Regions from separate parts of the Mus musculus genome. Here regions 2, 3 and 4 are each linked to region 1. The links are chromatin loops, found by intact Hi-C in ENCODE. Cell type or tissue: left cerebral cortex. All regions are shown on one strand. Region 1 holds the start of Gm38808 (a long non-coding RNA gene). Region 2 overlaps Gm31686 (a long non-coding RNA gene). Region 3 overlaps C530044C16Rik (RIKEN cDNA C530044C16 gene). Region 4 overlaps C530044C16Rik (RIKEN cDNA C530044C16 gene).

Region 1 (8,000 bases):
AATGACAGGATCCTGCTGCTGGTCCAAAGAATGGGGTCTAAATGATATGTCTGTCTCTAGGTGGAGACATGGCATTCTGAGCAGCCCAGAAGGTCTACCCAGCCTTAAGATAAGATTACTGTGCAGCCAGAGGCTTCCTGGAAAGAACAAAGACAAAGACCCAACCAAATTTGTCTACTCAGCTCCTGGACAGTCTATTCTATAGACTCTAGAAATACTCTAAAGCCTTTAGATTGTAGGTTAGAACACTGGTCCCTTTGGCCACAGTCCCTTACTAGCCCTTAGGAATGTTTTGGTCTGCAATGTCCCTCTGGTCATTACCCAAGCTCACCTATCAGGAGTGTGTTATCCTCTCTTCTGCAATCAACTCTGCCTGTCTCCAGTCTGGGCATCCTGTAAGTTCTCTGGGAGGATATCATAATGACAACACAGCAGAGAGGAGTCTAGAGGGATAGTCTGGTGATACTTAAAAGTACAGAGTCTGGAGAACACTGGCAGATGCTTGAGACTGGGTGACCCGGACTCTTGCTCTCCTAGTCTCACAGACACGCACAGGATGACCAGATTGCATTCTGCTGTTCCTTTATTTCTGAGAGGGAGGTAAGTTCCTAATTTCAATCCTTACTGTCATCCTCACCCCTGCTGCCATTTGTTTGGAAATCTTTTACACTTGTGGTTATGTTTCTGGTCAAGGGGAGTAGTTTAATGTGTTGCAAAACTGCACACCTAAAGCCACCTACCCTCAGGGTCTTAGGAGTCATTTTCTGCGTATCCCAGTCCTCCGTTCAGTGAAGGAAGTAGGAGCCTAAGAGGAAGTAGGAGCCTAAGGCCAGGCTAACTCGTGAGCTGAGAAGTCAGCACAACCCTGCTTCTCCCAGAGGGCTCAGTTTCCCTTGAAACTAAAGTTGGAAATAGCAAGCCACTTAGCCCTGCTCTCTGCAGGATCCCAGAATAGCCCCGCTAATTAGCCTGAAGACAACCCCTGCTGTTTGTCTGTCACAAAAGCAAGTGGAAAGCCCTAAAGAAGAGTGCTTATTTAGAGGTAAATAGCAAGGGAAGACAGGAAATGTTTGATCTCATATATAGATATGGCCTTTGCGGTCCCCAAGTAATTATTTTTGGTTTTCTTCCTCCTTCCTTCCTTTCTTTTCTTTTCTTTTTCTAAACGTGCATTGAGATTTGCAGGTTAGTAAGAATGAACGATAAAATTGAGTACTAAACCCTAAAGTCTCTCAGGGGATAGAGTCAAATAAGAGAAAGCCGAAGAAGGCTTGGTGCTGCTTTCCCTGCAAATTTAGACTTGGGGAGTTTTGTCAGCCCCTCTGTGACTATCTGACTTTCTCTCCTAATACCTATTAACTGAGAGGGAAAATCACAGTTTGGGTCAAAGCCTATGATTTTCAGAGAAGAGATCACACCAACTATGAGAGAAAACTCCAGATGCCCCGCATATTTCTTCATCCCAAAGCCGTCTCCGTCTGGGTTCCAGACTCTTCTGAAACACAGTTTCTGTAAGGTACAAATGAACGGGCCTGACAAAGACTGACAGAGATTTCATTTAAAAACACTGTCATACACGGAAAGGTGGTGGCCCAATTGGAGAGGATGTTTGATCTTCTTCCAAGTTTCCACGGCTGCAAGGCAGAGACGAATAGTAAATCATTCTTTATAGTCCGTCCTCCTGCTCTGAAGGAACCAGGGTTTTGAAGGCCTGTCTTTCTTTTCTTTTTCTTTCTTTCTTCTTTCTTTCTTCCTTTTTCTCTCTCTTTCTTCCTCTTTCTTTCTTCCTTTCTTCCTTTCTCCCTTCTTTTCTTTCCCCCTCCCTCCCTCCTCTCTTCCTCCCTCTCCCGCTCCCTCCTTCCCTCTCTCCCTTCCTTCCTTCCTTCTTTCTGTACAATAGCTTCATGACATCGGCATGCAGCTTATGAGATGGACCAGGAGAAAGTCCCACACCCGGAAATAATCATCTCTGAGTCACCACAATACATCACAGGCATTAAGGAGACTGAGGGCTAAATTAGTCCAATGGTGCATCATAAAAGTTATGTGAGATGTCTTAAACGGAGGTAATGCTTGGCTCGTTATACTTAAAGGCAGGGGTTGATAGGCCCCATGACCCTTCTACAGAGCAGCAGCTTCACTCCATGTCTTCCCCTGTTACCAAACTAAGCAGTGTGAATAAAGCTATTGTCCAAGGTTACTCAACATAAACCGACTTTTCTTGGTACCTACAGCTCACTGCAAAGCCCAAGGCTAATGGAGTCTAATATCTATCCATTGCTCAATAGCTTTGCTGTGCCCATGTTTGCTTGTCTAGTTTTGGAAGAGTAAATCTGCGTTTCCCTCAGCTCGTCGTCTCGTTCCGCATCCCTTTTCGTCTTGGGCTGTGATCTTTATCTCAGAGACCCTATTGGCTTCTCGTTGGGTGTTTTCACCTTTCGGAGAGGCCACCTTCATTCACTAGTATTCTAGTCTAAAAGGCACACGTGCTCTCAAGGCAGCTGTTTCTATTGCGTTCAAAAATAGGACAAATTCTACCAGAAAGAAAACAGCGTGGGCACCGGAACGTTCTTCTCAGTAATAATAATATTTAACGACTTGGAGGATGAAAGAAATAGATCCCCTTTAGCATCCCAGTTCAGACTTTCCCTTTTTACCAAGTCAGTCATCTTGTGCTCAGAAGCAACGAGAACGAGGCACTTGCGGAGATTACATTTTAAGCACCATAGAACAATCTACGGTAATTTGGCTATTTTCAACTACTCTCCAAATAACAATATTCCTCTAACACAGAAGCTGAGAGCTTATGAATTCTTTGAACACACACACACACACACACACACACACACACACACACCTTCATGCACTCTCTCACCTTGTATTAAAAGCGCAACAGAAACAAAAGCAGAAAAGACCTGAGACGACACTAGAAAAATGTTCTCCACCATTCAGAAACTCCTAGAAGAACAATGTGACTATGATGTGTGTATGCAATAGCCTTGCAGTACAGAGGTAAAGCATCTGCATTTAGAACAGTAAGGCAAGGCTGTAATTCTATATTCTATGTTGTATGAAACTCTATAAATTTGAGCAAAGTCAGGTTTTGGTTTTGGTTTTCCCCTTGACTCCACCTAGTCCTATTCCCAGGGATGAGACAGTATCAAAAGGACCTGATGGATAGAAGAGGCCAGCAGGAATGAAGGAGAACAGTTATTCTAAATCCTCAGTGTTCCCTGCAGCGTCTGACCGGTTGGGGCTGTTTTGGTGAGTAGAGTCTGCCCCCTGGTGGAAGTAGTGAGGGACTGCTCCGACGGCCCACCAGAAGCTTGACCAGGTTTGCACTGCTGGTCTTGTCCTCTGTCCCACTCCATCCTTTTCTTCTCCTCCTGTTTGTCTTCCCTCCCTCCCTTGCATCTGCTCTCCCACCACCTTTGTCTTCCTAAGTGCAATTTGGCGGCTGTGATGGTTCAAACTGATGTAGCTGCTCTTTCTGGGAAAGATTCTCAATTCTGTTTTTCAAATCCAGATCATGAGGAATGAGCTAAAGGACAAAGACTCAGCATACATCTTTGTAGATGGTGAGTCCTGAGTCCCGATCCTTAAGTGCTGCTGGCCTTGGCTCAGTCCCTGAAGTACTCAGCATACATCTTTGTAGATGGTCCTGAGTCCCGATCCTTAAGTGCTGCTGGCCTTGGTTCAGTCCCTGAAGTACGATATGGACAGAACAGGTTTGAGTGGTGGCAGAAATCTGGACATGGGTGCAGCTCTACAGAACCTGGGAAGCAGAAAGACAAGGCAGGTTCTCTGAAGACTTAGGTAGCCCCTGTGATGGGCTCTTTCAACTCTTGAGGGGTCACGACACACAGGTTGAGAACCCCTGCCCTAGAGGCTCCTAAACACCTATTTCCCTGCTGGGTATTATTTTCATCTTCTTCTTCTACGCAGAACGCTTCAGTAGTTTATCCCTTCAAATATCAAACGTGGGCCATTTTCAAGTCATGATCCAGCTTTCCTGAACATTCAAGTTTTCCAGTATTGATCTTAACACCTAATACCAAGTGACTCAGGCATTCAGGACCCTCCCCCCCCCCCCCAGCACAGCCATGACAGCCTGCTCTACTTTAGCCTCAGTTCTTTCCTGTCTGTTCCCAAATAGCCATCTTTCTCCTGTTTTTGTGTATCTGTGTTTGGTTTGGTTTCCATATGCTTGTTTCTCGTGCCTGTTTTTGATTGTTTCCTAGCCCGGAGTAGCCAGGCTCAAGGTCCGCTGTGACCTTTTGTAAAGCTTTGCCCCATCTACAGGGCCTTTTTATTTTTATAAAACTAACATCTTCTCTGGAATTAATTTGCATTAGCATAAAAAGCAAGACACGCCACTCAGGGGGTTTAAGTCAAGGGCATTTTCATACCTATATGAAAAGCTCATATTGAGATATAATACATATATTTTAATATGATTGTAATTTATGGGAGCTATTAATCTTCTATGGCAGAAGGTGGGGTGAGGATAGAGAGGGTGACGTTTTCATAAACTACCAAGGAAGGGTTCAAGTGCCTTATGCTACTGCCAGAATCGTGACGTGGAGTTACGACCCCATAACTCAAGTTTTGCCAGCTCTTGTCATTCTCTAATGGATATATTGGAAATGTGGCTTTCCGCTCATTCCTGGATATCCTAGACCTTCAGGTCTCTTCCACACACACCAAGAAGACCTTAAGTACCACACAATCTGCCTCGTGTTGTAAGTTATTTGAACAGTGTTTCTTTGGGGAAATGCCGAAGGGGGGTTCTTATGGCTTTCTCAACCCAAAGGTTATAGAGATCTGCAGTGGGGAAACCCACTTCTGCAGCAGCAGGCAGGAATGCCAAGTATTCGTTGCTTCCAGATCGGGCAGCCTGTCTCATTCCCAGGGGCAATAATACATGAAGTGCAAAATAGCCAGTGGTAGGGAGGAACTAAACACTACCGAAACAATGCATCGAATGGTGAGTGCTCACCTTTCACACGGAAAGGTGGGATATCATTCGACATACAATGCATCAGAGCTGGAAGCATTAGGACCCGAGCTCTGATCGCCGTATACCTCACATAAACTGTAACTCCAGTACTGCGGGATGAAATTCAGCAGACAGGGGTTCACTAGCCAGCCACCCTAGTCAAAACAAACAGTGAGGTTTGGTGAGAGACACTGCCTCAGAAACTAAGGTGGAGAGTAACTGAGACAGCTACCCAACTTTGACCTCTGGCCTCCACGGATTTATATATGATGAGCACACACAGGTGCATATAGGCCTATACCAAATGCACACAAAACAATAAAAATAAAGAAAAGTAAATAAGTGAAAATGTCATCCACAAATTGCCTGCAGTAGAATCACCCAGCATAGCATGCTTTGAAAATGCAGAATTCAGGCTGCAATACAGATGGACGGTCAGAATACTGCAGGCAAGATCTAGGAGTTAGAATGTGTGGTCTATACTTGGAGCCATTCTTATCCATCCCACAGATGAGGGCCTCCCTTCTGGTGCTTCTGGCTCTTCTTTGCTGTGCCTGCCTTACACAGAATCAAAGAAGAGCTAGATGTTTTCTGCCATTGTGCTTATTGCACTAAAACCCCAAAACCCATGCTCCCGAGGGCGTGGCAGTGCCCCCATGCTGCCCCTGGGCCCTCCTGAACTGTCCAGCATGGCTCATCTTGCCCTTGTGAGCCCTGAGAACATCATATCTTTCCCTCTGCTCTCCAGCACAACAAAATGTATCTCCTCTATGCCTGCTTTTCCTGGGGATTTACTATAGCTTAGTTAACCGTTAATCAGTTTAATGTACTTGCTGATCCACACCGAGGGACCAAAATGGGTCTTTCTACATTTGGGGCTGAGGTAAGGACCATGTTCTAGGACCACTGAGATGAGGACACTCAGCCTTCTTAATAATCCCAGTCAGATCCAACCATCTTGTTATTACTAGGAGGTCAAGTTCTATACAATTTTATTTCTGAAATGATTTAATAGTCCCACATTCGTCCCCAAAGTTGTCCTTGGACGACTGAAGGTGTTCAGGGCTGGCAGAGAAGGTCCTGCCTATGTCTCATCCTGCATGTTCTCCTACTTCACAACAGAAAATGAACAGTGTGCTGGCTAGTTGGTTTTGGTTTTGTTGTGGTGATGGTGGTGGTAGTGGTGGTGGTTGTTATTATTGGGTCTTAGGGGGTTGGGTTGTTTTGCTTTGTTTTGTTTTCTTTTTGTCAACTGGACACAAGCTGGAACCATTTGGGAACAGGAAATTGTAGTTCAGAAAATGTCCCTACCAGCTTGGCCTGCAGATGAGTCTGCCTTTTTTTTTTTTTTTTTTTTTTTTTTTTTGATAGTGATGTGGGAAAGCACAGCTCCCTATGGGCGGTGCCACTCTTGGGCTGGTGGGCAAGCTGATCAAGCCATGAGGAGCAAACCAGTCAGCAGTGTTCCTCCATGGCTTCTGCTCTGGTTCCTGCCCTGAGTTCTTGCTATGGCTCCCATGCCCCACCCCTGCCAGTGATAGACTTATAAGCTATAAAGTAAAATAAGCCCTTTCCTCCACAAGTTGTTTTGGTTGTGTTACTTGATCTGAGCAATAGAAATCCTGACTAAAATGCTCACACTAACCAGACCACATATACTTATGTGGTCATCTAGGGCATCCCATCCCAGTGTTTTACAGAAAGGCAACAGCTCTGAGAACAAGAGACTTTTGTGTGGCAGAGATGAGACCAGATCTGAGACCTCAGTACAGGACACCAAACAGGAAACCAAATGAGCTTTAAGATGCCCTGAGTATGTATGATTGATTGATATATAATATATCAATATCTATATCTATATATACATATACATATATACTTATTCCTGGTCCTTAAGATAGTTCCACTTTGCCTGCTCCTATCCCTTGAAGTTCTCTGGATCTTTTTTCCTAAGTTCATATCTCCCTCTGGGTAGTTTTTCCCAGGTGTCTATTTTGAGATTAAAAGCATCCACTAGGGATGACACAAGATGCCTAGATGCTCTCTGAGCAAAGCTTACAGCCTGTGTTTCCTGGCCCTTATCTGTGCAGTCCAGTGCTATTGCTGTGTCTCTGCCATCTTGTCATCTGCCTGCCTAGAAGATGCAGCTAGCAGTGCCATTCATGAGGTGGTGGCACTGCAATCCAGTCGGCATCACACTAAGCCAGATTCTAGCATGGATAATGAGAGGGGTTAGAAAGATGAGAGTGGACTGTCAAAGTCATGACCAGTTCCTCCAGACAAAAGGACAGGAAACCCTACAGGTCATGTGGCAATATACTCAAGTAGCTTTTCTAAGTATTCTGTATTTAGCTCAATTCTTAGCCATTTGGTTACCTCAGAACATGGCAAGAGATCCAACAGTTAGCCCTTGTGTGTGAATTCAGGGCATACTATTTTTTCTTTTATTAAAAATATTTTCTCAACATAACGCATCCTAACTATGGCTTCTCTTCCCTCTACTCCTCCTACTTCTTCCCCACCTCCTTCTGGATCTGATCCCTTACTGCCCCTCATTAGAAAAAAAAAAAAAAAAGAACAGACTTCTAGGAGATAATAATAAAATAAAAATAGGATGAAACAAAACTCTTCTAACAAGGTTAGACAAGACAACCAGAAGGAAAAGAGCCTAAGATAAAGCACGGGAATCAGAGACTGACTCTTTCATACACTGAGATCCCGTACAAACCTAAACCAGAAACTGTTATATATATGCAGAGGGCTCCGTGAAGACCTGTGCAGGCCCTGTGCACACCGCTTTAGTCTCTGTGAGCCTGTAGGAGCTACGTTCACGTTAATTCAGAGGGCCTTGTTTTCATGGTGTCCTCCATCCCCTCTGGTTCTTACATGCTTCCCTTTTCTCTTCCATGGGGTTCCCTGAGCACTAATGAGAGGGATTTGATAGAGCCATCCCAGCTGAATATGCCAAGGTATGTCTCTGTCTCTCTGTATCTCTCTCTCC
Region 2 (8,000 bases), 260 kb before region 1:
AAACCCATATTAACCAAATAGCCAATATCATTTAAGATAATTTCCATTAGCTTGCCTAGAGAGATGGCTCAGAGGTTAAGAGTTCTTCCTGGGGTCCTAGCTCTGCTGTCACAGGCAGCTCATGACTGCTTAGAGCTTTAGCTGCAGGGGATCTGACGCCCTCTACTGGCCTCTGAGAGCACATGCATGCCCATGTGTAGACACAGACAGACAACACATACCTGTACACAGTAAAACACATCTTTAAAAGATCACACATGGCTTAATGCAATCATTATTTATTCTTAACTTAGGATGCTGTTCAAGGTGAAAGGTTAACTTCCATATGTAATTTAAGGACCCAAATCACTCTATCTTGTAATTGTGATATGAATATCAAAATCCTCCCTGACGAATGAGGAGAGAGCAAAGAGAAACAGCTGAGTTCACTAAGGATGTTGCTCATACAATTATGACTATCTTTTTATTTATTTATTTTTTTGCCAGAAGCTGGTGTAGTGGCCACAGAAACTGCAAAGGGTGCTTTGAAGTATTATGTTCAATTTTGCTTAATCGATGGCTTATTCCCAGATTATCTGAATAGAGAACATACACCCATAAACGTGACACTTATACAGCCATTAAAGAGGTTGTTCTCCCTGCCAGCTAGCTTTCATAGTCCAGACAGTTCTACGCAGGCTGTTAGGGGAAAGATCATCCAAGCTCTTACCCAGATGTGAAACCTACAAACTACAAGATCAACCTGCCTGGCAAGATGTGCAATTATGGAATTCCTATTATAGGGGTAGCCAAGCACTCTCTAATTGGACTTAAAACCTGCTCCACAAGAGGGAGCCCATGCCTGGAAGCCTGGTCAGAAACCTGTGCCCTGGAGGGGAACTGAAGACTTTGTTTAGCTGAACTGACTTTCGTGTCATGCACAAGGCACTAGTTTTAACCCCAGCCTGGGAGAAGGAGGGGGTGGCTTTGTACACACCTGCAACCCCAGTTCTTCATCAGTCCAGGCTTACATAGCCAGATCCAATCTTAAAGACAAGAAGTGTCACAGGAAAGTAGTGCATGACAGAGTACAATTACTCTGGTGATAAAAACTCTGTAAGACACAGACAGTATATCATTTCAGTATATAATCAATACAAATTAAAATAATAAAATATATGTTTCATATTTTATTGTTCTCTCTATGTGATGTCTTTAGAATCTGCATGAATTTCTCAGGATGGTATTGTTTGACCTGCCACAGTAAATGCACGTAGCCAGTAGGTATTGAATGGGCAGCAGTATGTTAGAGTGTGAGAGGGGTCCCAGTGTAGGGGATGCAGCAGTGTGAGGGAGATAGGAGGAGGACATTGTCTAAGATACACGCGGTGTTTCAAAATGCCACTGAGACCGGTCTTCACATCTAACACTGTTTGCCATGTTCATTTCCATGCTGGCCACCAGGGGTCACTAGAGAGGAAGAAGTGAATTTTTTTTCTTTTTCTTTTCTTTTTTTTTCCTAAGGAAATGCTACAGCAGAGGCCTGAAGAACGTATTCACAAGTACAGATGCTCCTCGGTTTACAACGGGACTATGTCCCCAACAAAACCATTGTAAGCTGAAAATACCATGAATCAAAATTACACGTGTACACGAAACTATGAAATACCAGTAGGCAAGATCCACCAACATGTTGTCGAGTTTATGATAACTATATTATAGTTCGTGAGATGGACTCAGTACTGGATCATAAATAAAATACAGGCCTGTGGTAAGCATACACTTCATAAATTGTTTACATTTGTAAGTTTAAACTAGCATATATTGAACTCCGTATTTGGGGTGGGGGTTGGAATGAATGTATGTTGGACTGCTAGAAAATGAAAAATGAAACAGCAAGACGAACATTGGGATCAAATTCAGAAGTGACTCTAAGTTCTAGAGTGTGCTCTGTGAACCAGAAGAGTGACAGCTACTCAGTGTCTGGGACAGAGATGTGTACTCAGTGCCACCTTAGTCTGTGATAGTCAGTAATATAGTACCCATTTCACAGATGAGGACATGGAGGCACAGAGATCTATGGTACATTGCAAAACATGGATTGTGCCTGTCCTACCTGTATGAAGTTTCACTGCGTGGGTAGAATGACCCTGAGCATGGAACGTGTGGGATATTCTACCTTAGAGCAGTCACCATAGATGCCCTGAGAAGAAGTGGCGGAGAGTAGCTAGGTCAAACCTTAATCAGAGAAAGGAGGTGATTAGACTCACACTAACCAAGAGGTGTTTTGGAAATACCAGCCTTCCCTGGTTCATCTGTCAGGATGAGTTTGAGTTAGGAAGAATCTGTAAGAAAACCACGTAATATTCCAAGGACAGATGTCAGTGGCAAAATGGCCAAAGGATTTTAGAAGCAGAGCAGGCATTGTGGCCACATCCCTGCTTTATGGAAGATGTGCCATGCTCACATGAATGATGTGCCTCACACTAAACCTTGGCACTCGACTGGGACTTTTAACTTCCCCATTCATTGGCTTTTCCACAATTAACCAATTAAAAATTCTGGAGCCATAGATATTTGGGCTGGAACTGAAGTCAGCTAGAAAAAAAAATCCCCACACAATACTACCTCTGTTTTGTACAAATAATGCCTGTCCCATTTCTCGATTGCTCCCATAAACAGTCATCTCATTTGTCCTTGACCATGGCGCCATCCTCCCTCCCTCACAAGAAGGAAGGTAGACTGAACTAATCCTCATTATTTAGGTAAACTGAGACACGAGGGAATGGGGCTCATTTCTGAGTCAAATACTCACATCCATCTCTTACATTTTTGAAATCAAAGTTTATTTTGATATAAAAAAATAAGTAAAAGTTAACACGGGTACTAAACTTAAAAAAAAAAATCAAACTCCTCAATAGAGTTTTTTGGAGAGAAAGAGCTTTACAAACATGTCATTATTTAAATTAGAAGTCAGGGTTTATCTGAGATACATCAAAAGGAAGAGTGCCCTGCAATAAGTGGGAAATAGTGTATTTTCACTTGTTCTGTTTGTATATGGCGACTGCACGTCTATCTTGCTTAGTAGGTACACCAAGGGACTGTTTTTACCTGTGCAAACAGCACAAAGCAAAGGAACAGGCAAGGTGGGTTTCCTGCCTGCATAGCACCACCAGGGGGCGCAGAAAGCACCAGCTGTTGTAAAAGAAAATAGACACCAGGTGGCGCCACTCCGCCATTTTCCTTCAGTCTGGTTTTAATGTAGTGTTTTATTTCTTTGTTTAGCAGTGAAGTTAATGGCTTAGTTTTAGCTGTGTAAAACACGTTTCTATTTTCCTAGCCTCTTACTAACATGTCTGGTTCCTACGCCGTTCTTTTCTAAAAGCGTAGTAAAAAAGGGAACTCGTTATTTGTCTAAACCTACCTTCCCCATAGCATATTTTTTAGGACATTCAATCATATCCCAGATTAAATTTTCCTCTTTGGTCTTTCGCAGACTTTCTGGAATTTTCATTTTAGTTCGATCTTTAAGAGTCAGAATTCTAAATTCTACCAGAACTACAAAAGAAGTTGGAAGCAGAAGAGAGCAGGGATTTTTGCAAGAGCTGGGGGATTGGCTCTTAGGTTGAATGGTGTGAAGTAGTTTATCCAGCATCACCCCTTAGTGAGTTAGGGGTATATCTGTGAGCTGTTCCCCTGCCTGGTGTCTCTCTCTAAGGATCCTCAAAGATGTCTTCCTCCCTTGGAAGTCTATGAGATCATGTATAAGCATAACCACGCCCCCTTGCCTTCCCTAAACATACTTCTTGGGTATGTCTCGCAACTGATGCCACCCCAAAGTGTAGATGCTTCTCTGGGGCATAACACACGCACGTGACAAGTGCGGCTTAGCTTTTCAGTCCACCTTCTGTGGCTGGAGTCCTTCTGAGAACAGATTGGCTCCATCCTTCCTGCCTGAGTGGTGCTAACTCACTAGTTAGCAGATGGGCATGGGGTTCAGTGTTCAGCACCGTAGTGGATATGTGGAGAGACACACAGCCAGGCACTGCTACTCTGGACAAGTTGTCCGATATTGATGAGTTAACAAAAAACGGAGTTGCCAAATGAACCTGATCCCTAGCTCGCCTTACCTGACTCCTGGCTAGATTTTGCCCACAGTTAAGTCACCATGGGAGGTGCAGGATGGTTTTTTGTTTGTTTGTTTGTTCCATTTTGTTTTTGTTTTGTGTTCTTTTTTCTAGAATCCCCCAATTTGTTATACAGAAGAGCTGAGGGGAGCTGAGATGAGATAATTCACATTCTTTGTTAGCTGATAGCAGATGTTAGACCTCATGATCAAAGGTGCTAAACTCTCTAAGAAGCAACATGCACACACACACACACACACACACACACACACACACACCCCACAACTGTTCACTAGCCTTAACAATACCTAAAATCCTGGAATGGTCACAAAGAGGGAATCTTTGACAATATCCCCCAGAGTTGATGAATTCCCCTGTGTGCACTCACCAACCTAAATGTTGCCTAGGGAGCCCTTTCAAATGCTACTGGTGGGGACAAAGGCTTTCTGCTAATCTCTTACAAACAGAGAAGTGTTTCTGTCTCATCTGTTTGCTGCATGGTTTTATGTGTGTCGTGCTGGTGAAGGGGTACCGAGACAAGTGGTTATGTGACCCCCCTGAAAGCCATAGCTACAAAAAGGTGCGAACTTGAATAATCACGAAGCTAATGTCATCTGAGAGGGCTTGGTAGAACTGTGGAGAGTTACTCTAAGCCCTGCTGTACCCACAGATGATGCGGCAAGCACAGCCTGGCTCTCTCTGGTCATGAGATGGCAGGTTGCGTGGAGGCAGGAGATGCTAATTGACTGGTGGGCTATTTAGAGTTAGGAGGCTGAGGTGGTGGGCCAGGGACAGAAGGTGAGGGATGCTGCCTAGGTCACAAACTCAATCATTGAAAGGCCCCTGTAATGCAAGCTGGAGCCCACAAGAGCAGCACACAAGGTGGAGGGATTCCCAGAGGTGCTGACGGTTCATCTTCTAGGTTAAACCAGAGGCTTTCCAAAGGCTGCTTGCTGCTAATGAACACTGAGGAGTGTTAGTACATGAATAGAAGAGATACCTTTGCATCAAATTAGCTTGGAAAATGCTTTATTGAACAGAGTCAGTCAGATTTCTTTGGTACCCAGGAGCCTTTAATCGGCTACAATGGTAAGGACTTAAGAAGAGGAGCCCTCACGCCGGGCTTCCCAAGCTTCTTTAATGTAGCATTCTCAAACTTTCCAGTTCTGAACCTTTTTTTTTTAAAGATTATCTCAGAATATCTCAGAATGAGTCTTCAGAGTAACACTTTTTGAAAGACAACACCCTATTGCATCCTAATTTACTTAGTATTAAATTCTATTTATCAGGTTTCAGCGTAAGATTTCAGAGGACAGGGCTGTCACACAAGCAAAGGATTCAACACATGGACTGGACGTGTGTGGCACCGCCCAAGCAAACCTGGAAGGGGCTGGAAGGATGCCCCCCACCCTTTCTCCTCATTTGTTTGATGCTGATGGTTCACACGCTTGAACATTATCTTAAAGGATGTAGAATGTAGATGCCCCATTTTCAGATTCTTGTTCTGTCATGGGTCTATGCTGAGTCTCTGAAGGCGGCACATGGGTCTCAGCTACGGTGGCCATCAGAGGTGGTGAGTGGGTCGGAGTTCGGGATGACGACTTGGACCTACTTGGACTGTCCGACTAACTATACCTTCTGCTGCGAAGACAAGAAGAACAAACACAGTTCCCAGTTTCTACAGCAAAGACAGTGCCAATTGATATTACACAGTAAAATGCAACGAGATTAAATCAATAACATCTGCAATAAGGCATAATGAAGGTAAAATTATATCTCTGGCTTCCTCAACAGCTGTGAATCTATTTTTAATGATCCTCATTTTTGGCAGTCAGCTAACAACTTCTAAAACGTCCTAGAAATCGGATTGTTAAGCAGATGAGCGCTGCAGTGGCTCAGAGTGTCATTAATCAGCTGCGGATCCATCTGCACAGGCGAGCTGGAAACACGGGGAACTCACCCACTACTCCCAGCGCTGAGCACCCCACTCTCAGACTGTGGGCAACCTTGCAAATGCTGAGAACAGCAAGGCAGGGACACTGGGGGTGGAGGTTGGGGGACGGGCGCTTTCTGGGAGGGGCTTGGGCTGTTGAACCAAAGGAAGAGACACTTCCAGTGGAAATGGAGTTGGTTTCACGTCTCTCTTGCAGGGTTTCTTTACCCAGGGGCCAACAGGAGCAGGGCTCCAACCAATCTTTCCTTTCAAACGTCAGGGCAATTTCCATGGGCTGGCAGATCCTCCACCATGTGCATCAAGTTATGGAAATATGACTGTCCTTGCTCTTTGTAACTGCCTCCACCTCTGCTTCTGAGGCTGCTTCCTAGTACCCGTGCTGGGGAGCGGGGAAGGGCGATCTCTTTGAGTGACCATTTTGTGCTATAGGAGACAGGCCTATATAGGAGACTGGCGGTAGGTAGCTCATCCTGTCCCCTCAGGTCCCTAGTCAGAAGATTCCACAGAGGATAGGAACTCACCTCTCAGTTTCCCCCATCATTGAGTGAGGGCCGGTGCCAGGGAAGAGAAGTACAGCCCTGTGCGTGGGGAAGGGAGTTTGGGTTCCTACGCAGTGAGGAGATGCCTGAGCGGAAGGTCTTGGCATGGCTGCCTAGACCAGCTTGGCAGAAGGGGCTGACCCCACAGGGAGCCTGCTTTCAGCTGCTGCACCTGCTGGCCACTGTTTTCATCTTTAAACCAGGGATTGGGCTGTAACATGGGTTTAGACTGGAGAGAACAGCGGCTGCGGGAGTTGGCTCATGACAAAGGATAAGGCAACTCAAGTGGACAGCTCTACTCAGCAAGAACACAGCTTGCAGTTTTCTGACTGTAGGAGTAGAAATGCTGTCAGTTGGTCAGGAGAGGAGGAGGTGGGGAGGGAGTTCTGTTAGGGTGGGACGGTATAATAAAACATGGGTCATGCAGAGTGTGGTAGCATCGACAGTGATGCCACTCAGGTGGCAGAGGCAGGTGAATCGTGAGTTCAAAGTCAACTTGAACTATGTGGGGATGCTACGTCTCAAAAAGTATATATAACTAAAAAATAAAAACAAATGGCTAAAAGCTAAAATGACACTGAATGCTCTTGGAAACTAAGACATCCAGTGATATGGGGAGGCGGGGGTAGGGGGAGGATGGGGGGAATGGGGTTTCCGTGAAGTGGACAAAAGATGGTCAGAAGCAGAAGGTGTGGAAGCCTAGGGAAAATGGGAAAGTTGATTCCATCAGGCTGATGGGGGCCTGGACACTAAATGAACTTCAGAGTCCCAGGGCTTGGCATTTAATAAGAAGGACCCCCGGGCAGCCTAGTCTCTGCACGATGGACCAGGGTGTGACTGACAGGCCAGGAGAGTGGTGAGCCTCGGGCAGGTAACTGACAGGCTTTACCTGGCTTCTTTTCCCCTCGTGGGTCTCAGTACCAGGATCCCCACATAAGTCAAAGGATGGCATGACTTATCCAGCATGGCTAGTTACAGGCATACTGGCCTCATAGCTCAGCTGGGGATGAAGGGATAGCTTTTACTGCCCTGGGACCTAACCCTCTGTCAGTGTTTAACTGCTCCCTGATGCTCATTGCCAAGGATGTTATACAGAGTTGCCAAGGCTTCCACCTCCGGTCAATTGGCTCCTTGGTTTGAAAGGGCTCTGAGGCTAGACCCAGGTTCATGGGCACCTTGTCCCAGCAAGAACTCACCTTCCAGTGTTTGTATGATCACATCTTGCTCATTACTCCCCTCCTGGTCACTCCCTCCCACAATCCTTTGCCCACCTCCTCTCCTCTGAGCGGCTGGGAGACCCCTGGGTATCCCTCTACCCTGGCACATCAAGTCTCTGTGAGGCTTGGCACTTCCTCTCCCTCTGAGGCCAGACAGGGCAGCCCAGCTAAAAGAACATATCTC
Region 3 (8,000 bases), 110 kb before region 1:
GAGAGCAAAGGATTGAAATAAACAAGATGGTTTGAGAAGAATTACTTTGGAGTAAATCTGCAAGAGAAACTGCCATTGACATGTGGGTCACTGATTTTCTTTGTCAGTGTGTTCTACCACTGAGGTATAAGCAAGCAACTGAGTTTATTTTGTTTTGATTTTTGAGACAGAGTCTGCATAGGAACTCACTATGACTGACCTGGAACTCACTAGATAGAATACCCTGGCCTCTGACTCACAGAGATCCTCCTGCCTCTGCCTCTGCCTCTGCCTCTGCCTCTGCCTCTGCCTCTGCCTCTGCCTCTGCCTCTGCCTCTGTCTGCTAGCAGGACAGGTATGTGCCACCACGCACCAAGTGCCAAGAAGATACTGCCCTTCCCTATCATAGCCAACAAGTGATCATTTGCTCAGAGAGCGATGCATGTTCCATGTGTGGATAAATATAGCAAACCTAATGAGCGTGTACATTTTAAACAAACCCAGGTTGTTCTAGCCTAGTTACAGCTACATAAAGCTTTTTGAGATGTGCGATTTATCTGCTTCCTATTCCTCTCCCACACTGCACATGTTGAGGCTGTCCTCCTGCCTGCAGTCCTGTGGCCCACCCTTCTCTGCCATCCTGCTGATCGTCTTCCCGTCTCTCTCCCAGCATCCCCTTTGTCTTGGGTTGCACGTCTTTCTGTTTCATGAATTACTCCCCAAGTGAGATGGAACACATTATCCAGGAGTCTTCCCAGAAAAGGGGCAGGTGACATGGACGGTGATGAGAAGATGACTGACAGGAGGACGAGGCTTACTTGTCCAAAACTATCCTCCTGTAAGTGGAATTCTGAAGGGAAAAAAATAGGAACCGGCAGGCAATTGACTCCATCCATCAGCAATGGTTTGCGTTGCTCCTCAGCCATCCCAGGAGAAAGGCTGAAGCTTTGAGAGCAAAAACGACAATGAACAAACAAGAAAACTATCTTTGCTGGCACTGCCTGCAGCTATGATCCCAAAGCTTGGATCCTAGCCCTTAATTGGTGGAAGGGTATGTGATGTTTTTCTGGAGCAAATGCCTGGGAGGCACATGATATTTGGAAAGAGTAGACACATATAACTCAACAGACAGTGGATGGCTTTCTTGCATTGGTTCACCTTGAAACTCTTTGCTGGTCTTTGTTAGGCTTCACTGATGTTGGACTCCGCCAACAACGTTCTCGCATTGGCTCATCTTGCTTTCTCTACCGATCTTTCCTTGTGACTTTGCAGAAAGAAACACACCAAAGAACTTCTGGTGGTATTCCTGACGCCTCTTGCTGCTTCCAGGGACTCATATCAATTGGTGGAGCCTCGGGGTTTCTTCCAAATTGAGTCACTGCTACTGATTTGTGTTTGGAGTTTGCCAAGTGGATTGGAATGCAGCTGTTAATTCATGTTTGGTGTTTTGCTAGTAAACTGGACTGCTGACAATGAAGACTGAAATGACCCCAAAGAACTATTTCTAACAACAACCCCTGTTTCCTATTAACCTTTCTTTTTCCCCTACCTCTGGTGAGTGGTAGGCTAAAAGGGGGGTTAAGGCATTAAAGAACCATAATTAAAGTAGGTTTTAAAAAAATCTAAGCTTATAGCCTATGTTATTTTGAAACTCCCAGGATCAAATTTATCTTTCATTGTTTAGTCTAAAATATACTTTTCCATATTTCTATCAGTTTGTCTTATTTATGCTTACTTACTGCATACATTGACACTCAATGGACTTTTTGTGGATATGTTGATAATGTCATGTAATGTATTTTGATCATAATCCACTCTCCAACCCTGCATCCTCTTTTTATTTGTTTAGACCACTTATTAACTCCAATCTGTGATGCCCATATATGTATGGGGCAGATACACTGGAGCATAATCCATCTGTGAGAAGTCACACCCTTAAAGAAAACTGATGCTCCCTTCCCTGGAAGCCATCAATTGTCAATAGCTTCTCAGTTAAGAGTGGGAGCTCAAGAACCACTTTCCTCTCTATGATAGAGTGTTGAGTGGATTGATGTTGTGCAACTCTTGTGCAGACAAGCAGCTGCCATGAGCTCATAAGAACAGAGGTCCTACCATGTCCATAAGATACTGTTTTGCTCTGATTCTCCACCTCTTAGCCTCTGGTTCTTATCTAGCACCTGTTCTACAGTGGTCCTTGAGCTTTGGGGAGAGAATCATATGTAGATGTCCCATTTGTGACTGACTATTCTATTGACACTTACTCTCTTCCCTAGGACCGACTGTGAGTTTCTGCATTAACTACATCTACTATACCCAGAGAGTTATCTGGTGAGGTGTGAGAGTGGAAGGCCATAAGTTCTCATATGAACTTAGTGAGAAATGTGTACTGTGTTCATCTACTGAATAAGAGTAGCAGGCTCCCCATGTGGCTTGTGAGCTCCCCAACCACAGGGTTTGGGACAGACTTACAGAACTATCTGGTGAGCAGATGAAGTCCTGAGTGAATGTGTATTGTTGGCATGAGCATGGCCAGGTCAAGGGCCCCATTGTCTCAGATCAGTGAGAATGGTAAAGGCTTCTCCGGGTCATGTTTGGGGGATGGCAAAGCCTTCCTCTGGTCTCTGTGTGGATTTTGGCAGTGCCCAGAAAGCACAGACTGCACCTTCCTCTTCCCATATGAATACAGCTGGAGACTGCTTCACTATAGAAAGCTACCACTAAGATTGCCTAACCCCTCCTCCTCATGCTGTGCATAACACGAGCAATGAGTTTCAGGGTTGCATAGTAGGTACCCTATGTAAGCGTGAGCACAGTCCACCCAGTCCCAGCTCTGCTCTATATGTATCTGTTGTTTCTTCAGTTCTAGCATTTCTTCCTTCCTCTGTTGCCCCAGTCATGTGTCCAGGACCAAGCCATGCTGGACATGACAGTACCAGGTATGTGTTTCCTACAGAGAACTTACAAAAATCTCTCTTATTGGAACTATTTTACACAATTGGCACTAATCACACACCAATACTTGAATCATCCTTGGATAATGCTATCAAGTCAATATTTCTGTTTCTCTGAAAATAACTGTGAAAAAGTGATATTTAAAAAAAAAAAAAAGAAAGAAAGAAACTGTCTCTTAGCCAGCCTTCATAAACATTTCTGGGTGCTTGGACTTGCATTGTTTTTGAACTGTGGATGTCCCAGCTGAAGTGATCTGAGAGCCCAGGCCTGTGTGCTGGCAGTGGATGCTCAGGCCAGACCTAGTTACACTGGAGTTAAAGAAGGGCCTGAACTTTGAGGGACCTCAAGCTGTCTAGACTTTTCATAACCTTAACCTTCAGTTCTCAGGAAAATATTTGGCTTTTAATATTTCACAATAACTTATTTCATGTCTATATTCCCCACCCACTTAATATGGCCAGACTTAAAGAGATCAAGTGTGTTCTTTCATAGCCATCCATGCAACACCCAGAGGACAGCACTCATGCAACTGGACAGCCAGGGAGCTTAGTAAATCTTCCACAGACAACAAAATCCATTTTGTAACTTCCTACATACAGCTGAAGAGGCACTCACAGCAAGCATTCACCAATCCACAGACTGTGTGTCTTCAGCAGACGTGGAAAATTCCAGCATTCAACCCTATTCTATAAGTGACCATGGCAGCCTCACAGAGGCGGCTCCTCCAGCTCACCCTCAAGATGGAGTCGGGATTCTCATATGTGATCCACCAAACATATTCTCCTTTGCTTTCTTATCACAACAGTGGATGGACTTCAAGCTCCCTGGCTCCCCCCTACCTCTAGCACCTGCCTTGCCATAAGAGAGAATCAGCCAAGAACAAACTCAGCCAGAGGCACTGTGCAGGGAAGGCATCAGCCAAGACAGAAAAGTCTCCCCTCCTGAGGTGACCAGCTCCACAGATGTCCCGGGCTTCAGAACCCCGCAGTGCCAGTCAAGGGTTTGGCTCTGCCGTGGAGCCTCCTCCACGCTCTTGGCAATGGACCCTTTTTGCTGTTATTCCTACTCATTCTCTTCTGGTGCCTGGCCCAGAGTTTGCTTGTCTTTCATCCAAAGATAAAGTGCAAGTACCGAGAAGGCCAGACAGACGGAGAGAAGGAAAGATGGAACTTATAAAAGGCCTTTGCTTGGCTTCTCCATTATAGCTCATTTGACTCGGTGACACGGTGCCTGTGGATTCCTTGGGTCCTGGGTTGAAAAGAATTATGGGATGATTAATTCTATTATTCTTTCCCATTTCATCTTTGAACTTCATTCACACCATTCCAGGTCTCCTTACTTTCATAATTGGCCCCAAAGTTAGTCTCCCCTAAAAAGCAGCATAATTGAAGGTAGTGTTACTAGAATCTCCTTCTAAGCATGAGGCACGAGAAGGATTTTTATTTGAAATGAAAAGAAGCGGTTGTGTGGGTCTGGGTACTGGGGACAGGAATTCTGACTCTGTTCCCATCAAGGCATTGGTCCGCCTGAGCTCTCTTGTCAGCTTCTACTTCGTCCAAATGTTAGAGAGACATTGCAATGTGCCTTTCAGGAAACAAAGACAGAAGACAAAATGATAAAGAACACTAGTGTGGTTTTTAGTCTGTGTTCATCTGGGAGGCATCCAGAAGAGGCAGTGAGAGACTGAAATGTTTAGTTCGCTTTGGCCGCTGGAGAGGTCAGTCAGGTCCGGCATCAACCCAGGCTTGGTCCCAGTAAGCATCTCAGCAGCTTTTGAAATGCAAAATGTGTGCACTCTTTACTGAATAACACATAGAAGCAAACAACTCTCCAAACACAGTAGGAAGGGAGGTGGCAGGGCTGGGAGTGTGAGACACTCACTGAAGACAAACCAGAGCACAGCGCCAGCAACGCCAGCAGTGACAGCCGCCTCCCGAGCCAGGGAAGTAAAGCACACTTTGGGGATGCTCGAGAGCACGATTTCTTATCATCTGAGAACAATTGCTTTCCTACCCAAGAAATGAATGTAAATGGAGACAGCCACTGCCGCCCGTGTGTTCAGCACGCCACTCAGAAAACCAAGCAGAGAGGCGACATGAGGAGGTGCCAGGGCACTTTATAGATGTGCCTGTGTCTGCAAAGGGCCTGTGAGGACATAATGGAGGCTTCTGAGCCTCCCTTCCTCTCCACCCAGTAGGTGAGGCCCACGAAGTCAGAAACACAAGATGGAATGGACATTTTCTTTCTGTCCTCAAACCACCCGATGAACAGCTGTGTCTTGGGGAAACATGGTGATCTCGGATTGGAAAGTGGCACCCCTGACCCCTGGGTAGAATACAGAAGGTAGGCAGTTGTCAGGTGGGTGTGAATATCTGAACCCAAAACACTAGCTTTGACAGCACATGGACCCTTGAATCTGCTGCTGGGAAGGTTTGCTGCAGTGCCAGCAGACAGTCTGTCTTTCAAATGGAAAGCCCAGTAAGAGCCATCTTTGGTGGAAGGTTTCTGTGGAATGCCTTAATTCTTAAATACACAATGGAACCTAAAATATGTGCTGCCATATTTTGGCACTTACATCTACTGCCTTCTAGACTTTCCCTTAGAGAATATTACCTCTATTCATTTCTATTGGGGAAGTCTGAGAACCCCCCTCCTCCCCCTACACACACACACTACCACCACCATTTCCTATGGCAGTGAGAATAGAGAACTGAAGGTTGCCATTGTGTAAACATTCTCACACCAGAAAAGAGACATCCCATTAATTTCTTTCTTACACTGGAGGTTGAACCTGATCAACTAAGCTCTATCCTCGGCCCTTCATTTTAATTCATTCTATTAGTTTTCTTTGAGACAGGATTGTGTCAAATTTACAATCCTCCTGCATCAGTCTCTTGGGTATCTAGGATTGCAGGCATACTCTACGGCACCTGCCTACCACCAAATTAAATTTATAACAGTTTCAGTACTATATAGAAGAGTATAAAACGTTGATCTAGTTGGGACATTTTAAAGATTATCAGAGCTATCTGCTGCCCTTCCCCAAGGAACTGAGTCATCTTACCCCTTGACACTAGGCTTGGCCATAGACTGTACACAGAAATGGCATGACATGAGTCCTGCTGCCAGACTTTCTTGCCAGTGTGACCTGATAGACTCTCTTCTCTCTGACAGGAGAGCATGCCCAGCAGAGGTTTCTTAAACTGGAGTTCCTAGAATGAAGAAGGCATGGCTCACTGGATATTTGTTTTACTTTCTCAGCTTGGTTTGTCACCCTGACAGATTTCCTGCACTCTCTCCTTGTAATATAATCATGCACAGCCCCTGAGAATTAAGTTATATCGTCTTCCCCGTGCGCAGGCTAAGGAAACATATATTCACATCTACCTTCCATGTGTCAGGTGACAACTTAACACTAATTTCTCTCCTTCCAGCTCTTTAGGGCAATTTCTTCACTCCCTGCCTGCACCTTCTTGATGCTGATCCTCTCAGAGGAACCAATTTGTGGAACTACAAGGGTAGAATCCAGCAAAACCGACTCTGCTTTGATATTTTCAGTAGCAAGATGTTAATAGAGGAGTCAATGCTACCAGGAAGGTCAAGAGGACTCGGATCAGGAAGGCTGAGTCTAAGAAATCTGAGCCCTTGGGTCTCTCTCAGCCTCTGCAGCATGAAGACTCAGTCCTCAGGAGACCTCTGAAGTGGTTGAGATGTTACACTTGGAGTTCATCTCTTAACTCTTAGCTGTCTCCAGCCCGAAAGCAGAAGAGACAGTAAACCTCAGCTTCTCAAACTGTGGGTATCGACCTACATAGAGAATTTGTCACTGAACAGAGCGGGGTGCAAAAAGCTTGGCAACAGTAAAACATGTCCAAACTCTCAAACACCAAAACTTGATTCAAAATCAAATGAATGCTGTGTGTTCCTGCAGCGCTCACCCATGTTGCCCTGTGCAGAGTGGCAGAACAGGGTCTTCTCCCGAGTTTGCCATCGAGTCCACCCTCAAGGATTATAATCTTCCCTAGACCTACCTCATTTCTCCTATCAACAGAAACAGAGGGGCTACATGAGTTCTGTGGCTTGGAAACTTACTTGCTGCTGTGCGACCATTTCTTAACTGAAATACCAGAGGAGCCATTCGCCTGCAGCATCGAAGGAGCCAGCACGCGTCATAGCAGCTCCTGGGCCTATGAGGTACGGTTCAAAAATGCCTGAAACTGTCTGTAAAATATCCACACACCCCCTGAAGTCACGTGATTCTAATCATTTTCCAAGCTTTGACTCTGCTCGAGAGAATGTCAAATGCTTGTCTTTTTAAGAAAGAAAAAAGAATTTAGTGCTCTGGGGACAATTATTGGTTGCAGACATACCTAAGGGAAAAGAGAAGGCGTCTGTTAAACGTGAGACAGCGTCAACGTTTCGAGAGCACTCTAATCTTTGACTTAAAACCTACTTCCCAAATGACTTAACGCTCCAATATGTCTTTCCTCAAATGGTACTCTGCTAGTTGGAATAGTGCCACAGAAGAATGCCCACAAGCACAGTAAAAAGAAAAGTGGGCAGGTGTTTCCATGGGGACAGCAATTAGACGTAACCAGAACCTGTTGACATTGTCATAGGGGGACATAAAACCAACTTTATTCCCAAAGAGGGAGAGAATGTCATAGCATTCACCAGACCTGGCTCTGTTAAGTAGAAGGCCAGCCATGGTTAGGGACCATTTGGCATAACGTAAGAGGCAGTTAGTGCAAGAAGGCTGGGAGAAGAGAATGCATTACTGCTACAACTCTCTTTACAACCATCTTGTTGCCTGGGTTCCAACTGAGCTCCAATGCTTTCCTTTCTACAATATAATGGCTTTATTATTTGGGTTACTATCAAGGCCAGACCATGAAACCTGAATGAAATGGCCTATTGAGATGACAGTAAGTAGGTCAGGAATGCCTAACACGCCCTACCTGAAGCTTTGCAATCTTACTTGGGGTTACTATTTCTGGGATGAAACCTCGTGACCAAAAGAAACTCGGGAAGGAACAGATTTCTTTGCCTCACATATCCCAAACTACAGT
Region 4 (8,000 bases), 130 kb before region 1:
GGCTTTGCCAACAGTTCCATTTTTTAGATAGTACATCTAATGATTATACTAGGGTATTATGGTTACTATTGAAAGACTAAGACATGAACCACAACACTACAATTCACTAATCATGAATACGTATCATGATACAGTCAGGTTAAATGTATCTACCACACTTACCATTCACCATGGAATCCGTGAAAGCTAATTCTTTCCACTTATTGATAATGCCTATCAGATGGACATAAGAAAAGTAAATAAAATATTTTCCCCCAAAGGAAAAAAATCCAAAATCAAAAATACTCTACATCTGTCAAAGCATACGCATACTCGTTAGAGCCTCCTTCAGTTAAGTCATCTCTCTGTTTTGTTCATAATTCAGTATTCTAAGTTCATACTCTATCTGAGAATCAGGCTGATGAGAGTTTACTACAGAAAGGCCTTGGAAATACTATCCCATTCACTTGATAATCAAAAGACACTGTGAGGGGTCTCGGTTGTCAGTAAAGGAGTCTGATAGAGGAGAACGGAGGGCATCAGATGTATCCTCACAGAGTGACCTCAGATTTCTCAGTGCATCTGCAAGGGACATGAGGTAGTCTTTTCTTTGTTCCTGACACAGGCTGTGACTCTAAGGGGCTTGCAGGTCAGCCACTTCTGACTTCTTGGCAGCTGCTAAGCTAGGATTGCCCTGGGAGGACTGGAGGGTGGGGGTGGGAGTGGGAGGCAGACGGGATCCAGAACAGAAACCCAGGCTGGTGAAGCAGAGGGGATGATGGCCCTGCGACACTTTAATGCAGTGCGTTTTCTTCTGCTGACCTGAACATGAGTAAATAAAGATAACCCTGGTCACGAAACATAACCCACTTCCCTTCCAGAGGGACACTGGGGAATTCTGGTCAAACGTGTCCTGCCCACATGAGCTGCCATCCGGCTGAACGTGACAAGTGTCAGTATGTCAGTGTTAGCCACAGCCTGGATGAGCTGCTCCAGGGGAGATCTGCCCTGCTGCCCCAGAGTCCACTAGGAGAGCCTCCACAGACTCTGTTATCAAAGTAGATGAATGGCGACCTACCTCAGTTCTGTTTCTCATTAAATATTTACAGAGGGATTATCCCAAGTTTTGCCCGTTTCTTTGGCTTTTCTGTTTGGTTTTGTTTTCTGGCTTTAACATACAAAACCTCACCTAATAAAAATTGCACCACATTCAAGGCAACGTGTTGAGGGCACTGCGGTTAATGTAGCTTTACTGGTGTTATTTTAAGTGTCTGTACTCTGAATTCCCTTGGAATCCATGCTCTTAACTCCCACAAATATGAACGGACCTCCCACGCCTGTAGGACCCCGCTGTGTATTTATTAGGAAGCAACTCCACTTCTAAATGCTGCACACCGGGCTGCCCCCGCCCCACCGGGTGCTCGAGTTCCTGAACATGCGTGTTTAAAAATGTCCCTTAAAAAAATATGGCTTAGCTGGACAGGCAAAACATTCTGTGTAATCAGAGAGCATGTTTAGGAAACACTGTTTGCGGAGATGAACCGTGCTTTAATGAAACGTCCGAGGGGATAAATAACTCAGTCCCCTTCTCCGGGGTCATGGGTGCTGGCTTCAGCTCTGGTCATAAAACAAAGTGGAGTCGTGGTCCCCGGAAGGGAGCGATGCAAAAACATCAAATGTTTGGCCTGGAAATGCAATGCGAACAGAGACTAAAACCAGGCCCTTTCACTAGCACAACAAATATTAAAATAACCACTTCAAAGGCTTGGGGGGTGGGGGGGGCATACAAAGTTAAAGCCAGAGAGAAAAACCCCTCAGGTGAAGTCTGGTTGGATATCTGAAGGGAGACCTTTCACCGCTGTCTCGAGAAGTTTCACTTAACTGTAAAAGATGATGAGGGTTTAATTTATATTTAAACCAAGGTTAGCATCCCTCTCCTTGTAGGACATTCTTTCCTAAGCCCTGCACTGAGGGTTTTGTTTTGTTTTCTAGGCGGTGCTCCATCAGCTTTAAGGCAACGCTCACCCTAAAGATGGATAGATAGCTATAGCATCACCAACTTTGAACAATGAACTAAATACTGTTGAAAACAGAAATTAAATTTTTGTAGGCTATCCATTTTTATCTGCATTGCTTAATGAGCTCTAGCACCGAAAATTCTGTGTCCCCATAAAAACCTATTCAGCATTCAGTTTTCTCAAACTTTAAACCTCAAAAAAAGTTATGGCATCACTGATGGTGTACTGCCACCGTCTGGTCATTTTGAGAACTGCAGGTAGGTTCCCTTTTCTTCAAAAACTGAGCTGTTTTCACCAACACATGTATCTTTTGGGGAAGAGACTTGTTAGACCTACCTAAGTGTCCTAAGAACACTCAAAGGAATTCTGAAGGCTCCTCTTGTTGCCTCACAGTAGGAAAAATCAGATCCACTTCACACCGGGGGGCCGGGGGGCGGGTTCTCTGAAGATTGCCATTTACAGCAGGGGTATGGGATGAAGAGAAACAAAATTCTTAGTTTACACTTAAAACTTAGACTCGTAACTAGCTAGTACACCTGTGTGTCACCAGACATTAGAATCCCCTTGCCATAGATGAGGATAATAATCATGCCTGACCTGTAGGTACTGGAGGGTAAAGGAGATGATGCCCCGGAGGTGCTTAGCACAGCGTCGCGCTCACGGCAGTGGTCAGCGATGAGAGAGATTATTAAAACTCGTATTTATTTAACTTCCTTTCAAACATACAGATGAGAAATCACAGTGTTGGCAAGGACTTCGAGTGCCTGGATCCTGTCCCAGACAGAAAGTTTCCACGATTTCCTTTACGTCATGGGAACGAGAGGATCTGCCAACCTTTAGAGAAGTAATCTTCCCTCCCAGCTCCCCACAGGCTAGGCTCACAACTGCTCACCCCCAGAGCTACTGCTGAGCAGAGCTGTCCTGCCCTGGCCCCCACCTCCCTCCTCTGCTCTGTTCGGTACACCGGCCCTGGACATCTGTATTTGCACTGCTCTCTCGGGGCCCCCGTTGCCCCTGGGTTCTGTCTTGCTTTGTTTATTTAAATCCCACCTCTCTGGGAGACACGGATCCCATCTTTCTTAAGAGTTTGCCTCCCATCCGCTTCCTTACTGGCCACCACTGGCAAGGGTTCATTTTGCCAGTGATTCCCTGACAGTCACACCCATGAATGGTGGGAATAAGATGTGAGTATCTCTATGCCCTGTGTAGCCACGAGAGTCTCACATCTCTGGTCCTCATCTCTGCAATAAAAATATATGTCAGCACCCATCTCACTATCAAGATGGTGTGTCGGGACACAAATTGGAAACAAAGCCTGCACTCCCCATTCTAAATTAGCAGAGAACAGCCCTTCACAGATTAGAAAGAGGGGGCCTGTCACACGCCTGGGTGGCACTAAAAGACTATTGTAGCTATAAGATAGAAGCCAGACCTCAATCTCTTGTGGCTCTTTTGTCCCCACGTAGCCCCATGTTTAAAGGATTTGTGCATTCTTGCTTCCCACTCCCTCTGTCTCTGGGTGGTAAAGAGGTACCTGGGCATGGACAGAAAAAGTTCAGCACCAGGTGGCGCCTGGGCTGCGGATCGGACTGAACCGGTTGTGCAACACTGCTTCTATTTCAGACACAGTGGCTTTAAGGTTTCTTAACATCACTTTGTTCCTCCATAAAATATAAACTTTTGGCCACACCCCTACCCCACCCCCATCCTATCCCACCCTTGTCTTACCAAGTTCCTGCAGATATCAGAGTCCACTGCATAGTTCTCAGCTCAGTTCTTTGATTTTTTAAAAGTCCCCACCTCAACCAGCAGAGGGCGGTGAAAGACAAACTGAGCTCTGAGTCTCTCTCTCTCTCTCTCTCTCTCTCTCTCTCTCTCTCTCTCTCTCTCCCCCCCCCCCCCCCCACTGCCCCTCGTGCGCATACCTAGGCTGAGGACTGTTGTCCCCTTTAAAGGTGCAAGGAATTTGATGGTAATGTTATCACTCCTGTTACCCCTCTGTATGGCCCATGAAGGGTTCTGAGGCACAGCCAAACACCCTGAGCTGGAGAAGGGAGGGGGTTCAGTGCAGAAGACAGGCCAAGCAGCAGTGCAGCTACTTGGAAGTGAGGTTCAGAGCAAAACAGGAGAGACCCAGGCCTGCACCCCACAGACCTGGGAAGGGTGGCTTACTGAGAAAAGTCTGGGGGAAAATAAAAGACTTGTAGAAAGTTCTGGGTGCAGCCTCCTCGACATGTTTGTGGAGCGGTTGCAGTATATCAAGCAAGTACTACCAATGGACTTAGACCATGCGAATAGAGACACAGAAATGTTACAGATGCACTTTGTGATTCAGATTTATAACTTTCCAATGAGAGTCAGGGCCTGGAACCACCCTCTATTCCCATGGACAGCCCAGTCTGTATAGGGAGGGTGGGCTGAGAGTAGTTGGGAGATGGACTGTCCAAGCAGAGCTCTACTGAATAAACAGAACCATCAGTAGAACCTACAATGTGGCCACAGGGTCACACAGTTCTAGAGTAAATGTGTATAAAGCGGTTCAGAAAGCCTGAACAAGCAAAAGTCATGGGGGACAGCCATGATTTTAAAAGCATAACTAAATACTACATTCCAAAGGACCAGCAGCATTGCAGGTAAGGAATGTGGGCAGACGTGAGGCAAAGTGATGGATTGTCACCACTGTGTCCCAGCAAAGCTGCTTGAGGAGGGAAGCTATTACCTAGATTAGCGGTTAGACGGGTGTTGGTTTAAACTTGTTGTAAGTTTTAGATTTGAACTTGAGAAAAAAGAGTTATGGATTGCAGATGAATATTTGACTCTTCCTTGCAGAGTCAGTGTTAATCCCTGAGAACCTTCACACTCTAATGCTTGCTGGAAAGATCTTCCATCTTCCTTTCCTTCTCTTCCAACATTAGGATCCTCTCTGCATTCACCTGGCAAGGATTACCCAGAGAAACCTGGACCTTCTATTAAACAGCAGCTCTTCAAATGTTTGGACCCTTGCTCTCACAAACAGCCTCTGGTCCCTCAGAGTATCTACCCACCACGCAGCAGCTCTTCATCCTAGGACTGGCATCAGTTCACCAAAGGCCACCTCTTTCTGAGAGATAGTCCTAAAGAGGCTCATCTCCAACCGTGAGGCTCTAAGGAAGGCTCTCTCTCTCTCTCTCTCTCTCTCTCTCTCTCTCTCTCATCAAGCAGCTTCTTGTCTCTAGGAACTGAATCAGTGGGAATCCCTGACCTCTCCAAGGTCACCCTCTGCTCTCCTGGGATGATATCAGAGCACAGGCTCATTTTCTCTATGATACTCCAGTGCAGCATAGAGAAAAGTGCTGTCCATTTTCACAGGATTCTTCTGAGGATTGGACTACTGCTATCATTGAGGGAGGGGGACTAATGGGACAGGATGTAGTAAAACTTGGAGCAAAAAATGAAATGTCAGTGTGGAGATAATCTGCCTGCTTGACCTTCCTACCATCCCCCGAAGGAATCGATAACACATCGTCCTCCCAACTCCGTGTTCAACTAGACTTGTTTTCTGTTGGGGTGGGGCATGTTTTTGTTCTTCTTTAAAGGAGACCACACAAACTGTCAAGATAACCTGGAGATTAGCATGATAGACCCTTCTTATTTCCTAACACCCTAGTGAAGAGGTGACTTCACATGAAAGGCCAGTGATCCAGAGCCACCTCCCTACAGGGTCAGAGACAGAACACCCAGCTAGCAAGATCTGGCCACCAGGCCTTTGGGCTCAGCGACAAACATGACCCATGCTATTAAGTATTGGGAAAGGAATCAATGTTGTGTGCTCTGGCAAGCCCCAGGTTCTGCCAGTAAGGGGGGACAGAAGGAAGGCACGGAGCTGGGGCTCAAGCAGGGAAGGCCCAGCACCTGCCAGGGTTGGCCCATTGCCTGTGATTGTACCCAGTTCTTTGGTCTAGCTTGGTTTGTATTTTATATATATTTTAACTATGCTCATGGCAGCACTGTTCCACTCTAGGCTTATGCAAGGGGCAAAGCAGAAGTAAAGACGAACAAACAGTGCTCTAGAAACCGGCATGCCTCCATTTCTTCCCTCTGCCTCTGTCTCTTTCCCTTTGTCTCGCAGATTTCAATAGCCACCATGACACCTGGTGCTTATACCCTATGCCCTACCCTGTACCCTACACCAAGTGACTGGCCTGGGCTCTGCCTGTGGCTGCCTTTCCTGAGCCATGATGTAAAGCTATGGATGGTGAGCTCATGAGGGGAGCTGAGGTATCCCATGACACCCTACCCTACCCCTGCCTCCTCCCCCAGCTCCATCTCTCCTTTAGGACCGCCTGAATTTCAGTTGAATGTAATGAAAGAAAGTTGGCCCCAGAGGTGTCTCTAAGTGTCTCTGCCCAGAACCACAGAGAATTTTTTTGGCAGAACTTCCAAGGTAGAAGCAAGTTCCTAACAGCCTTTTGGGATGTCAGGGACAATTAGACATCTGCATTCCCTAACCATCCCTTGGGAAGGGGGAGGCCATGTGCCCACCAGACTTCTGCTAAAGTGTTGCTTGGGTTGGATTTGGGTGTTGCCCCTTCTTTCTCTGTCCTTAGGGGTCAAGCAAAGTGGAATACAAGACATCTCTTACTTGGGGCGAGTCTGACAAACCAATGTGTTTACAGGGGAACTTGGGGCTGGTGGCCATGAGATAACAGAGACTCCTGAACCCACAAGTACTGCCGGAGGGGGCAGGGATGATTGAGCCTGTGACAAAAAGATACCCTTTCCATTTTGTTCCAAGAAAGTTGTGAGAGCCTGTGTTTAATCGGTCTTTCACCCTGAGCTTCAAATTCTAAGTCACTAAGAATCAAGTCACAAACAGAGTGTCTTGTCCTTGCTGGAAATGACAACTCCCGTAGCTGGATGTAACAGCCCCCAAGAGGGCTTCTTCCTGGCAGGGGTGAGTAGCCGCCAGCTGTACAGCACTGGGTGAGCCCTAACAGGACCAGCCTTGCAGAAGACCTCAGAGGGGAGAACCCTAAGGTCCACCTGGGCATCTTCGCCTATGGCCTGCCACAATGGTCCCTGTCACACGTGTGGCCCAAGTCTGCTGCTCACAAACAGCAGAAACTGGGTTTGGAGGAGCAGAGTTCCCCCAGTAGAGACAGCTCCTCCCTGTTCTGCCCAGATAGTGGGAAAAGTGGGGGCGAGGGGGTATTGCCATCTCTGCACAGGTGGACAGCGTGCGAGCTGCCCACCTCCCTGCAGTGGAGCTCACTGACAAAAAAAGACAGCTGCAGTTCAACTAAGGGGCAAATGATTCCAAAATGAGCTACAAGTCAGTTTACACAGAGGAGCAGGGCAAACTCTATTAGGTTGCAATCTCTAGTTGGGAAATGTGTTTCTAAAGGGAGTGTGCGTGCCATGGAAACAAAGCCCCAAAGCCCAGTTTCAGCTTATTAGCGCTAAATTGGCCACAGCAAATGAGCACTGCAATTGTCAGTGACCTGAGGTTTTATAAGCACACGGGGACTGTTTGCAGAGATTTTACATGCGCCCTGCCGAGCAGCTGAAGGGAGGCAACTCAGCCTAGGACTCCCATTTCCAAAGCTCAGAACAGCCATGAATCCATCCCATCAGGTACCCTCTGCACAGGGATCTCCCTGGGGCGGAAACCTTTCTGAGATCTGTGCCTTGCACTCGGCTTTCTTAAGAGGGGAAGAACAGCAAGTAAATGGTACAGACAGCAAGATCTGTGGGCAGGAGCCTCCGGGTCAAACCACCGAGAGTAAATCTGGACCAACCCTGTTCTGGCGGGGAAATGCGGGTGGTTCTGAAGTCACTGACAGAGACTTACGAAGGTTCCACTCTGCAGGGAAGCAGGGAAGAATAGCCTCTAGCTTAGATTCCATCTCCCTTGTATTGTTACAGTTTTCTCTTGGTAGATCTCACCCTTCATAGAGTTCATTTATGAAGGGCAGAGATGGAGGCATAAGCTGTTTGCATCATGAACAGAACTAAAACCTGATC

Evidence for each region. Peaks named below come from ENCODE experiments on the same cell type or tissue, not always from the same donor. Only the 100,000 strongest peaks of a DNase experiment are listed, where the experiment ranks them.
Region 2: it touches region 1 in a loop (11-fold over the local background); 39 of 42 quality-filtered maps call a loop at or near these places.
Region 3: it touches region 1 in a loop (3-fold over the local background); 2 of 42 quality-filtered maps call a loop at or near these places.
Region 4: it touches region 1 in a loop (7-fold over the local background); 38 of 42 quality-filtered maps call a loop at or near these places.

The regions. Positions count from the first base shown.
Region 1 is chr6:50,674,633-50,682,632 of GRCm38, reverse strand. It overlaps Gm38808 (a long non-coding RNA gene), which reads left to right and starts at 3,151. Exons shown (of 3, transcript XR_869066.2): 1 at 3,151-3,264. In left cerebral cortex, a CTCF peak has its summit at 3,287 (motif pointing left); a DNase peak (open chromatin) is centred at 3,275.
Region 2 is chr6:50,932,470-50,940,469 of GRCm38, reverse strand. It overlaps Gm31686 (a long non-coding RNA gene), which reads left to right. Exons shown (of 4, transcript XR_377658.3): 3 at 1,504-1,750; 4 at 5,396-7,069. Among named protein-coding and RNA genes, the nearest start is that of Gm31686, 7.9 kb to the left of the region's middle. In left cerebral cortex, CTCF peaks have their summits at 170 (motif pointing left), 805 (motif pointing right), 1,441 (motif pointing right) and 3,169 (motif pointing right); DNase peaks (open chromatin) are centred at 1,422, 3,182 and 6,022.
Region 3 is chr6:50,780,474-50,788,473 of GRCm38, reverse strand. All of the region lies in intron 2 of C530044C16Rik (RIKEN cDNA C530044C16 gene), which reads right to left. Among named protein-coding and RNA genes, the nearest start is that of C530044C16Rik, 8.4 kb to the right of the region's middle. In left cerebral cortex, no CTCF peak of the experiment used is centred here; DNase peaks (open chromatin) are centred at 3,980 and 4,822; H3K27ac peaks cover 197 bases.
Region 4 is chr6:50,802,553-50,810,552 of GRCm38, reverse strand. The region is part of intron 4 of C530044C16Rik (RIKEN cDNA C530044C16 gene); the gene reads right to left. It overlaps Gm31455 (a long non-coding RNA gene), which reads left to right. Exons shown (of 5, transcript XR_869068.3): 4 at 2,726-2,841; 5 at 4,913-6,288. Among named protein-coding and RNA genes, the nearest start is that of Gm31455, 16 kb to the left of the region's middle. In left cerebral cortex, CTCF peaks have their summits at 2,241 (motif pointing left) and 3,579 (motif pointing right); DNase peaks (open chromatin) are centred at 2,782, 3,581, 3,785, 7,496 and 1 more place.